2 separate regions of the Mus musculus genome follow, and region 2 is linked to region 1. Evidence: chromatin contacts called from ENCODE POLR2A ChIA-PET data. All regions are on one chromosome and are shown on one strand. The core of a region is the stretch at or near the end of the contact, and the rest is flanking DNA. Distances in the headings are between cores, read along the strand shown.

Region 1 (6,331 bases), core at 842-3,341:
ACAAATGTGGCCCGGGGCAAGAAAACTGTGAAGGGTTTCTCTGAGTCAGGCCCCACTTCCTCCTCTTCACCATCTTCCTCTCCTTCCTCCTCCTCCTCCTCCTCCGCCTCTTCCTGTGCCAGAGAGCTCTCAGAAGGGTACTCAAATGTTGTATGCAGGCTCTTGTCATTGAAGGAGATCTTCATCTAGGAGTAAGAGCCATGTCAGCAGGGGCCCTACCACCCAGTTAGGCAGAGGTGCTAAACAGGGAGAGAAGACTTCTACCAAGAGTTATAGGATCCACCTATCCCACCCTATACCTGTAGCTGCTCTTAAAGCTAATTTCATGTTCTGGGAAGAATCCTAGCACCAACCATCACTGTCAGAGGCCCGCTTAAGAGGCTAACACCCATCAGTTGGGCTGTTGGTGCTAAGTACCACCTATTTTTTGGGCTACTGGGGAGTCCCACTTTTTATTCAGAGTCTAGGGTAATAGCATCAGTGATTCTCAACTCCTACCCTACTGTGTGCCTCACTCACTGGCTCTGGAATTTCATAATCAAATTCTCCCTTTTCTCCTAGTGGCCTGGTTTTAAGGGCCAGAAAGCTGTGGGCAACCCTCTGTCATGATCTTCCTGTCTGCTACCTGGGCTGGGAGCTCCACCTCCACAATCAATGACTGCTGAGGTTCGCTGGTCCTCTCAGCTGAGCTCAGCCTAGTGGGTTGGTAATGAACATGAGCACTTGCCTGCAGCAGATGGGGCAGTCTTGCTGGGCTCGAAATATTAAACTCCTAGGCACAGGACACCAACAGCCAGCTCAGGTTCCCCCTCTTCTCCTGGAAGGAGCCAGAGGCCCAACAGGATGGAAGACTAGCCTGGCAGGAGGGTTGAGCCTGTCCTGAGGCAGCAAATGACCCTGGCACATGCCACAGAATGGACCAAGGACCCACAAAAGCAGGAAGCCTAGTCTCTGAACCAACATCCTGCTTGCTTTCCCTCTCAATCAATGGCCACTTGCCCACATGACTATCAATACCCCTGAGCCCTCTGCCCACTGAAAGATACCCTGCCCCAGGTATCTGCCCCACCCCGGGGGGGGGGAACCCCAGGAATTGGAGCTCCTCGCTTTTCAACCTGCTCAGAGACGTCTATTCTCCCAGGCCTTCCCTACTTTGGCCATCTGCACACATTAACAGGCAAATGGGGAAACACCCCAGGTCAGGCAAAACAGAGATGTTCACTCCTGTCATAGGAAGGCATATTGGTTGCACCCTGCTTTGACCTCAAGGCTTATCTTGTCCTTGAAGACTAGATCCCATTAGAGTCGTTAGGTGGAAGCTGAGAGATGATGTCACCTAGCCTTCTGAGATAAGTTCCCTAGGAGGAGCACAGGATAGTATAGGGCCCAACATACCTGAGCCTTCTATAGCAAAGTGATCCCTAGATGGAGCCTTTGAGGCCCATCCCTCACTACTGAGAATACAGGACCAGCTGCCAGGGCCCAGGCCCAGCTAGATTAGCACACCCTCATTAGCCTGCATAGTTCCCAGCAGGGAGGCTGAGGGGATAGACACATGTGGGTACAGTGCCTGGCACAGCCTGGCCAGGCTGGGGGTGGGGAAGCAGCTCATAAGCCTGCCTGTCTCAGCTGGGGCCCAGTCCCCCCAGTAACTATCTCCCTTGTCTCCTCTGGCAGACCAGTATTCATAGGTCTCCTTCCTGCTTACAGCACAGGTCAGTGGGTCACATGTAACTCAGGCTTATAACCCTGCCAGGGGTGGAACCACCAGGGCATGTGGGGAAGGTCCAGACAGGGATTGTCACTGTACATATCTGGTCACCAGTATCTGGGGGACTTTACCCAGCACACCTAATATGGCAGGCAGGTGATGGGACCTCTGGGCTTTCACATGGCCCTGGGTGGCAGAACCTTCCAGCTTTTACAGGGCCCTTTTGTTCTCCCTCAACCTGCCCTACCCATACACACCCAGCTTGGGTTACCAAAAGGTGTCCACCCTGGGACTCAAATCGAGGAAACTGCTCAACTGGCCCAGCTGGAGGTCATGTTTAGCCAAACCCTGCCCCCAATCCCTTGCACACAGCCTGGCTCCCATCCTCCATTTGGCCCCCAGCCAAAGTTCCCAAGGGTAACAGGACAATAGATCGGAGCTACCAACTGTGATAGCCACAGCTGCTACACCCCCACCCATCCACCCACCCACCCAGGGTACACCCTGTACCAGTGAGGTTTCATGAATAAGGGTTCAGTCTCTCTCTGGGGTTCTGAGCTCCAGAAAGACCATCTAGGGGTCACCCATGAGAAGAGTTGGGTGAGAGAGACTGAATGAAAAGGAAAGCAGGTGAGAGGACATTCAGGCCAGCTTCAACTAGGAAAGGCAGGTGCAGACTGGAGGAAGATGATGGTGTGCTGGAAAGGGCCAAAAGGACAGACCCGCCTTCAAATGGGAGCCAGGCTGAGGGCCATAACTAGGTCACACAAGTGAGGGTGGAGTGCCGAGCCCTGAGGACACTATCATGCTAGGGTGTGACACAGGAACAGGAGGTAGGAAAGAGGAAGCAGCAGCAGGACGGGTGGGAGCCACTAGTCAGGGTGGGGAGGGAAACCAAAGTGTGCAGTTGCCCCAAGGCCCTCTGGGACCACCTGCTCCCACAGGAAGAAGCAGGAGTCTGTGCTAGGGCAAGGACTTGGGTTTCAGGAGGAGCACCCTGGGGTCTCCTGGGGCTACAGGTAAGAGAAATGTCAGGGAAGGACAAAGAACATGAGGGCCTCACCCTGCACACTGCTCTGAAGGTTGGGCAGCTTTGTGCCCTGCCCCCTCCCACTGGCATTCTGTGTCTTGCTGGGCAGGGCAGCTGGTGCATGCATAGGCAGGCCAGCACAATCAGCAGGCTGTACTGCTACAGAAAACCCTGCCCAGGCCACTTGGCCATAATAAGCATCATCCATCTGGACCCCCAACTCCCTCCGTCTGGTCCAGACAGCCAGGCTGCTGGCCAGGGTCCCATTCCAGCCCCCTGCTAGCCTTTAGGCCTTGCCCTGCTTTAGTGTTTGAGATCTACATGAACGGCCGTACCTAGCAGCCCTGCCCTCTGACTCTAACCCAGCCAAAGGTGATTCTCACACTTGTCTCTAGTCATGACAGGAGAGCCAGGCAGCTTTTCAGTTTCAAGAAGCCAAGTATCCCAGGATAGGAGCAAGGCTCTAAAAATAGGAACCTGGTCTCAGCTCCGATCCTATGAGTTCCACGGCCTCATGAACCTCCCAAGCCTCAGCTTCCTCAGCTATACAGAGATACCTTCATCACGTCCACTTCTTGGACAAGCATGGGGATGGCCACATCATAGAGACATCAGGATCAAGAAGCAGAGAAAGATGGGGGAAGGGCCTGGGTCACTCTGTCCAAGGACTCAGGGTAAAGAGCACAGGTGAGATTGAGAGAGACATGGTCTCATGTGGCAAAAAAAAAAAAAAAAAAAAAAAAGTGTTCTAGCTCTGAGTCTCCCTCCTCACCAGAATCCCCACCAAAGTCACCATGACATTGGCTGGAGCTGATGGCCAGACCACTGTGACAGGAAGCAAAATGTAAGGGAAAAAGAGTGAGGAGGTAAGGTGGCATGGCTCAGGACAAAAGTTCACCCAAGGAAACTGAGGCGGAGGGCACAGCATTAACCTGGATAAACCTACATTCTAGCTGTTGTAGTGTAGACACTGCAGGTGCCATCTCAGCAGAAGGGAAAGGTGCACTTCCCTGTACCAACTGACTAAGAGTCATGTGGGATAGGTCTTGGAATTTGCCCCTGGGGACAAACACAGACCCTGGAACAATCAGGAAGAATCTGAGGAATGATTTCCTTGTGCCCAGAGGGTTCCAAGCCACTGGCCAGAGCTGGCTAGGAAATATGGCTCACCTTGGTCATTTGAGCCTCTAGGGGATTATTCTTGAGTTTCTCTGCCCAAGGCCCTCTTGACCACGTCTGGCATGAAGCCTGGGCGTTCAATCCATCCTTGCAGAAGGCAAAGGCCTGCCAAGCTCTGACTCCCGGACCTTCCAGGGAGCTGAGAACTCCCTCCAACTAGCTTATGGGATGTGTGCCCAGACTGACCTCAAAGTCAGGAGGACCTGCAAAAGAATGACTGGCTTTCTTCCTCCCATTTACATCCAGGCTCTGGATATCTGTCCAAGCTAAACTCCATAGGACTATGCCAGCTACCTCCAAATCACAGGCCAGGCTATTTTCTGAAGGTAGACCTGCAATTAGTTGGAATTACCCATTCCAAAGGGATTCTGGAACTCTGCACTACTTCCCCCAAATCTCTGAAGTAAACAGTAGGCTGACCAACCCCAGCCTGGGGCTGTCACAGTTCACAGAGGCCCTGGACCTGGCCTGAGCACACAACCCCATTCTCCTGTGATTTACGGAGAAGACCTCCATGCCAGCAGCCCTCTCCTTACCACTTACCTTTTTTCTCGAGGAGCCAGCTTTGATGAGGCAGGACTTCTGCAGGGCCAGGTAACCACCAATCACCTCAATCTCGTGCACAGTGGGGTATCGTTTCTTTAGGGTGTTCTCCAGGGTAGTATGGGGTCCTGAGAGGCTCTCAGCATCCTGTTCCTCTGCCCCTTGCTGGGACTGACCATTGGTCTGACTTAAGTGTGGCTCCTGAAGGGTCCCTGGCTTTCTCTTGGGCACTACTGTGAAAGTGTTGCTACCTCGGTTCAGGAGTTCTGAGGTGTGTCCAGGCCTGGCAGGGTGCAGGTGGTACTGGGAAGGCACACCAACTGCTGAGGAGGGCAGTTTGGCTTCTTGAAAGGCCTCCTCCTCTGAGTCTACTTCATCAATGAAGGTGACTGGAAGTCCTGGCCTCACAGGCTCCTGGCCATTCTTGGCCAAGCCAGGAACCCCCAAGCCTTCAGCCGGCTCAGCTTCAGCTGTGGCTGGTAGAAATGGAGGTGGCGAGGCTGGTCTCTGCCACCTAACACACTTGTCTGTGTCAGAAATTGCTGGCCTGGGGCAGGCCCCCTTCCTAACTGCCCACTGCATCTCAGCAGCCAAGGGACTCTTCTCTAGGGCAGGTGCACCATCCACTGTAGACACCAGCTGGGATCCGAGCCCCTGGCTCTGAGAGGCCCAGCCCACCTCCCCCTTTGGCTCCTCAAATTGCCTCCCCGCCAAAGGATAGTTCCCAGGGGCTTTGCGCTTGGGGATCAACACGAAGGAGTTGCGGGAGTTCACTCGGAGGTTGGCCAGGGCCCTGGCCTGAAGGTCCCCGATTGGGATAGTTTCCATGTCTGGCTTGGAGGATGGCCTTATTTCAAAGGAATCATTGGCGCTGGTGGCAGAGGAGACCCACTGGCGCTGACTGGGAGTGGCACTGGCTGGGCTGGGCGCTGGGAAGGCAGGGGGCCCAACTGAAGTGGCACTTGGAGTCCCAGGGCTTGGGGGCGGGTGGAGAGAGGGTTCCTTTGACTCCACCTTTGGCTTCCACTTTCCCGGTACAGGCGGAGAGCCTGACAACCCATTGGCAGGGCCGGTAGGGGATTCCTGAGTCATGGGTCCATTAGAAAGCGAGCGATTGACCGCACTGCGGGGCAGGCCCCGGGGGTGAACAGTGAAAGAGTTGCTGCCGGTCTTCTGTAAAAAGTCGCTGCGCCGGGCCCCGGGGCCGGCAGTGCCGTCGGGGTGCGCGGGCTCGCAACAGGCAGAGCGCTGACCCGCGCGCTGGGCAACGGGGACAGGCGAAATAGGGGGTGCGGGCTGGCTGAGGCGCACCGGTGAGGCAGGAGCCAACGACCGATTGGTAGGAGTGCGCGTGGCAGCAGATGCAGACGCCACGGGAAGCTGCGGGAGCGCAGGGCGGAAGCGCTCTGGGCTCCCGCGGCGGCAGGGCGCAGCAGGCGAGTCGAACTTTTCCAGCAGGCGGCTGACACGGCCGGGCTGTGGCGCCTCGTACACTACTACCTCGGCAGCGCGGATGCCCGCAGCGGGCGGCACAGCGGGTGGGAAGCCTGGCGCTGACTCGATGATGAGGATGTTGTCCGCTCGAATGGTCCGCACGCCGGGCACGCGACAGTACAGCTCCAGCAGCTGCTGAGCGGGCCGCGTCCCGCGCCGCCGCTCCGACTCAAGTCGCATGAACGGGTTCTGGCTTAGTGGACCCAGACTCTCGGCCAGCACCAGCCGCTCGTTAGGCCCATCCGGCGCCGCTCCAGATCCCTGGCCTCCGCTCAGGGCGGCCAGTTTAGCTCGCCTCCGCTCAAGGATCTCCCGTTTCCAGGCGGGCATCACGGTTCGCGGCCCCGGGTCGAGCCGCCCCAGGCCGGCCATGC
Region 2 (7,054 bases), core at 1,631-4,130, 160 kb before region 1:
GTGGCAAGAAGCCTTTTGTCCTGCCCTAACCTCCCAGGGCCAGGCTGCCAAGGGAGGCCAGACTCACCTCCCATACCATGTGGAGAAAAAGGGGCTTTACCAATTCCTGCCCCCACCTCAGCTCAGGGAGGAAGTCCAGGAAATAGACTGGGAGCTCCTGCCTCTAAGATCCCAGGAAAGAGAGGGTCAGCCCTGCAGAAGCCGTCCTCCTCCATGGCTCTTCCGCCTCAGGTCTCCTTCACCCTCGTCACCATCTGAAGCAGACTCTGAAGCCCCTCCCAGGAGTGGTGTGGGTCCGTGCCCAGCTTGTCCCTGGTTGTGCCCACTGTGCTGACAATAGCTCTCTGTGATCAGAACACCCTGCTGTGTTGTCTATACCCTCACCCGCCTCAGCCTGTGCCAGCCTCCACCTCCTCTCCAGCCAGGATGGAGTCCAGGGCCAGTTGAGGAGGTGGTATGTACACCCAGGGCTGCAGGACACGGTGTCTCACGCATACAGAGTAGCAGGGGTCACAGCTCAAGAGACAGCCCTACCCACACTTACCCGACCACAGGCACATCTGCCCTGCCCTGGGCACCTCTGCCCGAGTAACTGCAGCGCAGGCCAGGCTGGCTCCCCTATCACTATAGCAACGGCTGCGCATGAGCTGCTGGGAGAAAGAGTCCTAGCTGGGAGGCGGAGGGCAACAGAGGGGCATCTGGTTACAGGCTCACAGCACAGGTCCAGCGCTACCTGTCTTACCTAGGTGACCGCAAGTGACCTAGGGATTCTGTCTCTCAAGACAAGTCCCGTGCTTCCACACTGCCCCAATATCTCCATGCTCACCCTGGGCCTGAGCAGCCTTGTGCTCGCTGTGATGGGGGATGGGGAGGGTAGCAGGTGATACCCACGTGTGATGTTAGCTTCCACCACAACTACTCTATACTGGTGATCCTCCTAAGGGTGCCAGGGTGGACCCATGTCCCATGTACTACCCATGTCCCTACAACAAGGCAGGGTAGTACTTGAGCGAAGGAAGCAAGCAGGGCAGAAGTCCTGAGGTCCCCTCCAGATCACAAGCTTTGCATGGGCACACCCCTGACACCAGCAAAAACTGTCTTCCTGGAAGAAGACAGCCACTGCTGGTAGCTCAGCCATAGGTTATGGATCTCCTCTGTGGTCTAATTGGTCTCTGGGAATGTTGAAGCATGCGAATTCAGGAAAACCCAACAGATCCACATAACAGGCAGGGGTCAGTCCTAGGGAAAAGGCAACGGGCACCTCCAACTGACTGTCACACAGCTGGACTCTTCTCCCAACTTGCTGTGGCAGGAACTATGTTGTGGCCTCTATTCCCAAGCCCTGAGGGGTGTTCCTGATAAGCAACTTTGGGCTAGCTAGCACTAAGGCATGCCTACATACACTCTGTGTCCCTTCTTCCCAGGGACTCAAAAGCTATAGTCACAGGGCTGCCCCTTCAGACCCCACACCAGCCAACCAGAACAGAGAATGTACCCAGTCCTGGCAATCAGCCAGGGCCAGGTGCCCACGGGAATTCTGCCAGGCTGTGGTGATGACTGCTACCCACCCTGCCTACAGACCAGAGTTTCTTATTATGAATCTAAAGTACTCAAAGAACATAGGTGGAGTGTTGCTGCCCAAGGGGTCCCTGGGTATGAGCTGGTTAAGGCCCTTCTTTTAGGTCCTGCACTCTCTTGTCTCCATCCTGGAAAATCCCAAGGGCCCTCGGACACTCTTGCTGGCCCAGGACTCTCTGGATGCCCTTGCTCTTCCAGGGACTGGGATGAAAACCAACACTGCAAACGCCATCCGTGCCTGGCATCCTGCTCCTCACACAGGACTCGTACCCCAACACTCTTTATACCCTGCCTGGCCTAGACAGGTACTAAGAAGCTCAGCAGAACCCAGCCCCAAGAGAGGCCCAAGGCAGGAGAAATCAGAGGAGCAGCCTCAGGAGAAACTGGCCCCAAAGGGTGCTGGGATTTAACAGGTTGAGTCCACACAACAAGGACATTCCCAGGGATGAGAAAGCAGGAGTAAGGGTTGTGACTTGCCAGGATGGGTTAGGAAAGGAGATGAAGGGAGGAGAAGGTGGTGGTGGTGGTGGTGGTGGTAGTGGTGGAGGAAGAGGAGGAGGAGGAGGAAGAGGAGGAGGGCGGTAGCAGCGGCGGCGAAGGCTGTTTGGTACCAGCTTCAGCCTAAGGTGCTTGCCCAAGGGCAGAGTACCAGTAAAGGGAATGAAAAGACAGGTTCCTATGGGGGCCCCAGAGATGATGGGACCAGGGCTCTGAGTCCCTAAGCTGAATGGTGTGTCCCAGCTAGCGCTCTGGACCAGGAACCTGCACCTAGCTCTAGCTGAAGTCCAGGGACCACCTGCCCCCACCCCAGCCTGCCAGAAAGCGCTGCGGAGGGCGCCGGCCCGTGACTCAGCCGTGCGCTGCGAGTGTCAGCGGACCAGGGCACAGCCGAACCCACTGCCGGAGGCCCGGAAGCCCGCGGAATCGTCCGGCCCCGAACAGGGTCTCCGGTGGCGCCCTCCCGGGGTCTGCGCGCGCCTGGACACTGCACGTGCACGCGGAGAGCGCACCGGCAAATTGGGCGCGCGGCCTGCGAGCCCCTAAGGGCGGGCGCGGCTCGCTCACCGGGCTCCGGCGCTTCAGCGTCACGTTCTTCCAGAGCAGCAGCTGCAGCTGGTGCAGGAAGCCCATGGCCGGGCCGCGCTCCGCCGCTTCAGCGCCGCGGCCCTGTCCTCTGCGCGCCCCGCCGGGCCCCGCTGCCGGCCGCGCCGCTCGGCATCGCCCGCGCGGGGGCGGGGCGCTCGAGAGTCCAGGACCTGCTGCTCGCAGGCTCCGCCCCGGCGGCCGCAGCTACAGAGACTCGTCGCGCCCGCGCCCGTCGCCCCCACTTAAAGGCGTCTCTGCGCCCGGGTAGCCGCCAGGGGGCGCCCGCGCCCGCCTGCACCTGCGCACAGCACTAGGCCTCGCTGCTCACTGGACCCATAATGCAGTGTTTCCAAGATCCCTCACAGCCCCCATCTAAACCAAGATCCCGGCTCGCACCTTTCCGAGGTCTAGGGAGAACGCAGGTACCCTATGCTTCTCCCAGGAGATTCCAAATATGAGTCTCCAATTGAGAGATTTACGCAGAGGGGTACCCAAGGTGTTTACTGTCCTGTTTGGAAAACTGAAGGAGGCTTGGTCACCATTAGATTGACCCTCCTCACTTGTAGAGACAGGAAGCAGGGTCAGTCACTCATTTAGAGGAGAGACATTGGTCCGTTAGGAGAATCCCATCGCGGCTTGAGGTGCAACAACACGATGTGACTTAGATATTTTAAAGAGGAGCCTGATGAGAGGGACTGCGGTAGTTCGACCACCTTCACAAAAGCATTCTGTGTTCCTCATAGACGAGCCACCACCTGCTGATGAAATGGCGTTTACCTAGATTATCAAAATGCAGAGCAACAGCAGGTCATGGCAGATTTACCTTTAACCCAGCGCTCAGCTCAGGGAGGCAGAGAAAAGCAGATCTTTGTGAGTTCAAGTCCACACTGGTCTACATAGAGAGACCATATCTCAATAAAATAAATAATAGAGAGCAACCACGCACGTGTAATCCCAGCATCAAAAAGGCAGAGGCAGAAGGGATGAAGTATTCAAGGTCATCCTTGGTTATATAGAGAATTCAAAGCTAGCCTGCGCAACATGAGACCCTGTCCAAAATACTCTCTCTCTCTCTCTCTCTCTCTCTCTCTCTCTCTCTCTGCAGGTGGAGACAGCTGTTTTGAGGTCCAGGGTATCATCCAAACACATTTCTTACATAGTTTTAACTGAATTTAGAACACGTAAGGTGCATATGCCTGGGGTCACTGCAGTCCACCTGCGATTTCCATGCAGGTGAGGCAGATGCCCAGCGGGCAGGGCAGCAGAAATGCTTACCAGGTATGAAGAGCTAGACACACCACGTGAAGGGCTGGGTGTGCATAACCGGAAACTGCTACAGGTCAGAGAGCCCTAATTCTGACCTGAGAAAGTTAGGTTTATATTCAAAATGATGCTGAGACATCACAACTGTGAAAATTTACCACAGTCATCCATTGTGACTACCAGATCAGGCCTCCCTGCTCTAGCCAGACTGCACAAAAGGGGCTGGAAAGCAGGGGTGACTGAGAAGACAGGTTGTCCCTTATATAAGAGGTTTACTTGCTACCCCAACACCACCCACCTCCCCACCTACTCCATATTCATGTAAGCCTAGCATCTTTCTGCTCTTAGAGCCTGGCCTTTGGTGGGTCCTTAGAAGTGTTTGAATGTGGGCCTATTGATACTGTCACAGGACTATTTTCTCCAATATGGCAGGCAGGGGGCAGCAGAGAGCCACTAGCTGTGGTCCTGAGGACTGTGTCTGAAGACTGCAGGCCAGTTTGGGTTTCCCCGGCCTATGAATAGGAGGGGGAGGCTGTGTGGTATTCAGCCTGGGACATGCAGTTTGCTCTTAAAGTGAATGCAAACCGTCATCGAGGGCTAAAGCTTCCTGACACTTCCCAGCTCCTCTCCTGGGCTGGTGGGAGAGGACACGAGACTCCACCCAGCCCCAGGCTCAGGCTCCTTCTCTCCAGTTAGCCCATGAGGCTAGATTAGGGCAGGAAGCCATGGTTAGGCCTTTCCCACAAACCACAGGGGGAGGGCAGCTTCCTGCCTGTACTGCCACCCCATCCCCGGACAAACCCAAGCCCCAGCCCATCCCAGGAGCTCAATCTGTCATACACTCATAGCCTCACCTCTCATCTCCTCCTGGCCCACCCAGTCCAACACAGTGGGCACCTGCAGCAGGCTCTTCAGTGAAAGCCCTAACGGATACATCACACCCCATCACACAGGACACACCTCCCACTGAGACCTATGACATGTGGCACCTCAGCCACAGCTGTGTCTGACCTCAGTTCTCAGGTCTGTACCTGCCGTGGGCTTTGAGTTCCTGGTAAGGTACCACTCAAGCAAGGCTCTCAGACAGAAACGAGAAACCCAATAATGGCTGCCGGAGGGAATTGAGCAGAGGAAGCTGGCTGGTGAGCTCTGCTGCCTAACAGACTTGACCAGGAGATTTCTGTCAGTGTTTTTATTAGTAGTGCCTCTTTCCCTGGGGGAACTGTGGTGTCAAAAGCCCAGAATCATCTGCACTGTCCTTCCACAACCCCCTGCGCCCAGTGTACAGTCTGCACCCAGAGTACTAGAGGGTGCATCTGCAACCTTGAGGCTAAGCACCTTGACTATAGAAGTGTAGGGTCCCAGCTCCAGCCATGGGCATGGAGCCTTCAGCCATGGGTCAAGGTAAGTCAGGGACCCTCAGCCACCTTCCCCATATGCTCCTCATTAATTCATTGTCTCTTATCCTGGGCCCCTACTCTAAAGCCCACCAGGGCATCTCAGCCCAGTTTTCTCCTTATATCCTGAATTCCTGCTCACTGAACAGGAAAAGCCTTGGGGTAGTGCCATGGTGACCAAAAGCCTGGATGCCCAGCTCTTTGGTTTCAACATCAGTCTCCCACCCATCCAGCCTCTCCCAGCAGCAGGAGTTCAAGCCTGGAACCAGCTTTCAAGGTCTTCATAGACCTGGCTGCGGGGCAAGTAAGGGTAGCGGGCACAGATGGTGCAGAAGCGCTCCCTCCAGTCACCCAGGAGCCGCACACGGAGCCGGTCTCGCCAAGCAAAGAAGCCACGATAACGACTCTCATTCATGCTGACGAGGAAGACAGCCAGTTCACGGGCAGAGCTGAAGTCGTCCACGTGTACAAAGGCATCTGGTGGCACAAAAGCCTCGTAGGTGGCCCGAGGAGGTCCCAGCGCCACGGGTACAGCACCAGCCGCCAGGGCATTGCGCCAGAACTTCTCAGTGATGTAGTCCCGATGCTGTGAGTTCTCAAAGGCCAGGTAGAAGCGGTACCGGGCCAAAGTGGGCAGCAGACAATTAGCGCATAGGGGCCGTCCGCTGGCGCGACCGAACACATCCACCTGCAGATGAGGGGCCAGCTGCCGGTACAGCTTTGCACGCTGCTGCCGCTCCTGGAAATTGCTGATCACCCAGGCAGCCATCCTGCTTTTGGCCGGTAGTGGGGATGTGGGCCCAGAGAGAGGCTCCAAGCGACCGTAGGGTACAAAGATATCTGAATCACGCCGATAGCTCAGCACCCAGTTGAAGATGCCCCGGAAGCGATGGAGACCATGGGTATTACTGGGCGATTCCATGGAGGCCCAGACCCAAGGCTGTCCGTGTGGCCTCTGGTCCAGGGGTAGGAGAGATTGCCGGGTTTGCAGCTCACGGTGGTGGAAGACCACAGCATCAGCACTGGCTAGCAGGCTCCGGTTAGCACTCAGACGGCAGCTGGCCATGCCATAGCGAGTGCAGGTGTCACCAGGTAGCTCTGGCGGCCGGTTGGTGAAAGGCCAGTGCCAGATAAGGATGGTGAGTGTGGACTGAGGCACAGGGGCACTTCCAGGAGCTGATCCCCACAGCCAGAAAAACCAAATTACCATGAATGTTGCTCCTCCAGCTAGGCCGCCCCAGGCCCGCAGCCTCCTGGTGGGGTGGTACCCTGAAGCAGAATAAAAAAAAAAGGAGAGGCCCTGTCACCCTAGGCTCAGGGACACCCATAAATCCCCATCATCCCCAGCTGGGACTGCTTAAGGGCCAGGCACTCACCAATACAATTCATCTGGAGCCTTCTGGAATTGTCACCAAGGAAAGAAGATTTTCAAATCACAGCAGCCTCTCCAACAGAGGCACCCTGAAATCACAGCTGCTGCTCAGCTCAACCTCTGGGGCTCCTCACCATCTACCAAGGTGAGGAAGCCAGGGACCTTCCCACTTCTGCCCCGCCCTACCCCTTCAATCTTTGGCATCAACCACTATCCAACCCTACCCCACCCACCCCGTCTTCTGCTCAAAGAGGGAATTGAGACAAGAGGAAGGCCAAGACAAGGCCCCCTTCCCAACCATGCTGGTCCCTAGAAATGACCAGCTAGGCATATGGAGAAAGAGGAGGAAGAGGAGAAG

Evidence for each region. ChIA-PET counts read pairs that join two places held with the same protein, here RNA polymerase II (POLR2A).
Region 2: POLR2A ChIA-PET joins it to region 1 with 11 read pairs in embryonic stem cell. The contact joins the promoter of Abca2 here to the enhancer-like site in region 1. POLR2A ChIA-PET finds 5 or more read pairs at or near these places in 3 of 5 experiments (Patski and embryonic stem cell).

The regions. Positions count from the first base shown.
Region 1 is chr2:25,262,686-25,269,016 of GRCm38, reverse strand. Tprn (taperin) reads right to left here. Exons shown (of 4, transcript NM_175286.4): 1 at 4,464-6,331; 2 at 1-185. The coding sequence starts at 6,329. Among named protein-coding and RNA genes, the nearest start is that of Tprn, 3.3 kb to the right of the region's middle. Within about 2 kb of position 2,091, at least 2 of the 3 ENCODE cell types and tissues checked have a DNase peak (open chromatin) inside an H3K27ac peak, as active enhancers do.
Region 2 is chr2:25,424,425-25,431,478 of GRCm38, reverse strand. It overlaps Abca2 (ATP-binding cassette, sub-family A (ABC1), member 2), which reads right to left and starts at 2,880. Exons shown (of 49, transcript NM_001368624.1): 1 at 2,644-2,880. The coding sequence starts at 2,709. Fut7 (fucosyltransferase 7) reads right to left here. Exons shown (of 4, transcript NM_001289453.1): 3 at 6,701-6,785; 4 at 5,105-6,593. The coding sequence starts at 6,713. The coding sequence ends at 5,578.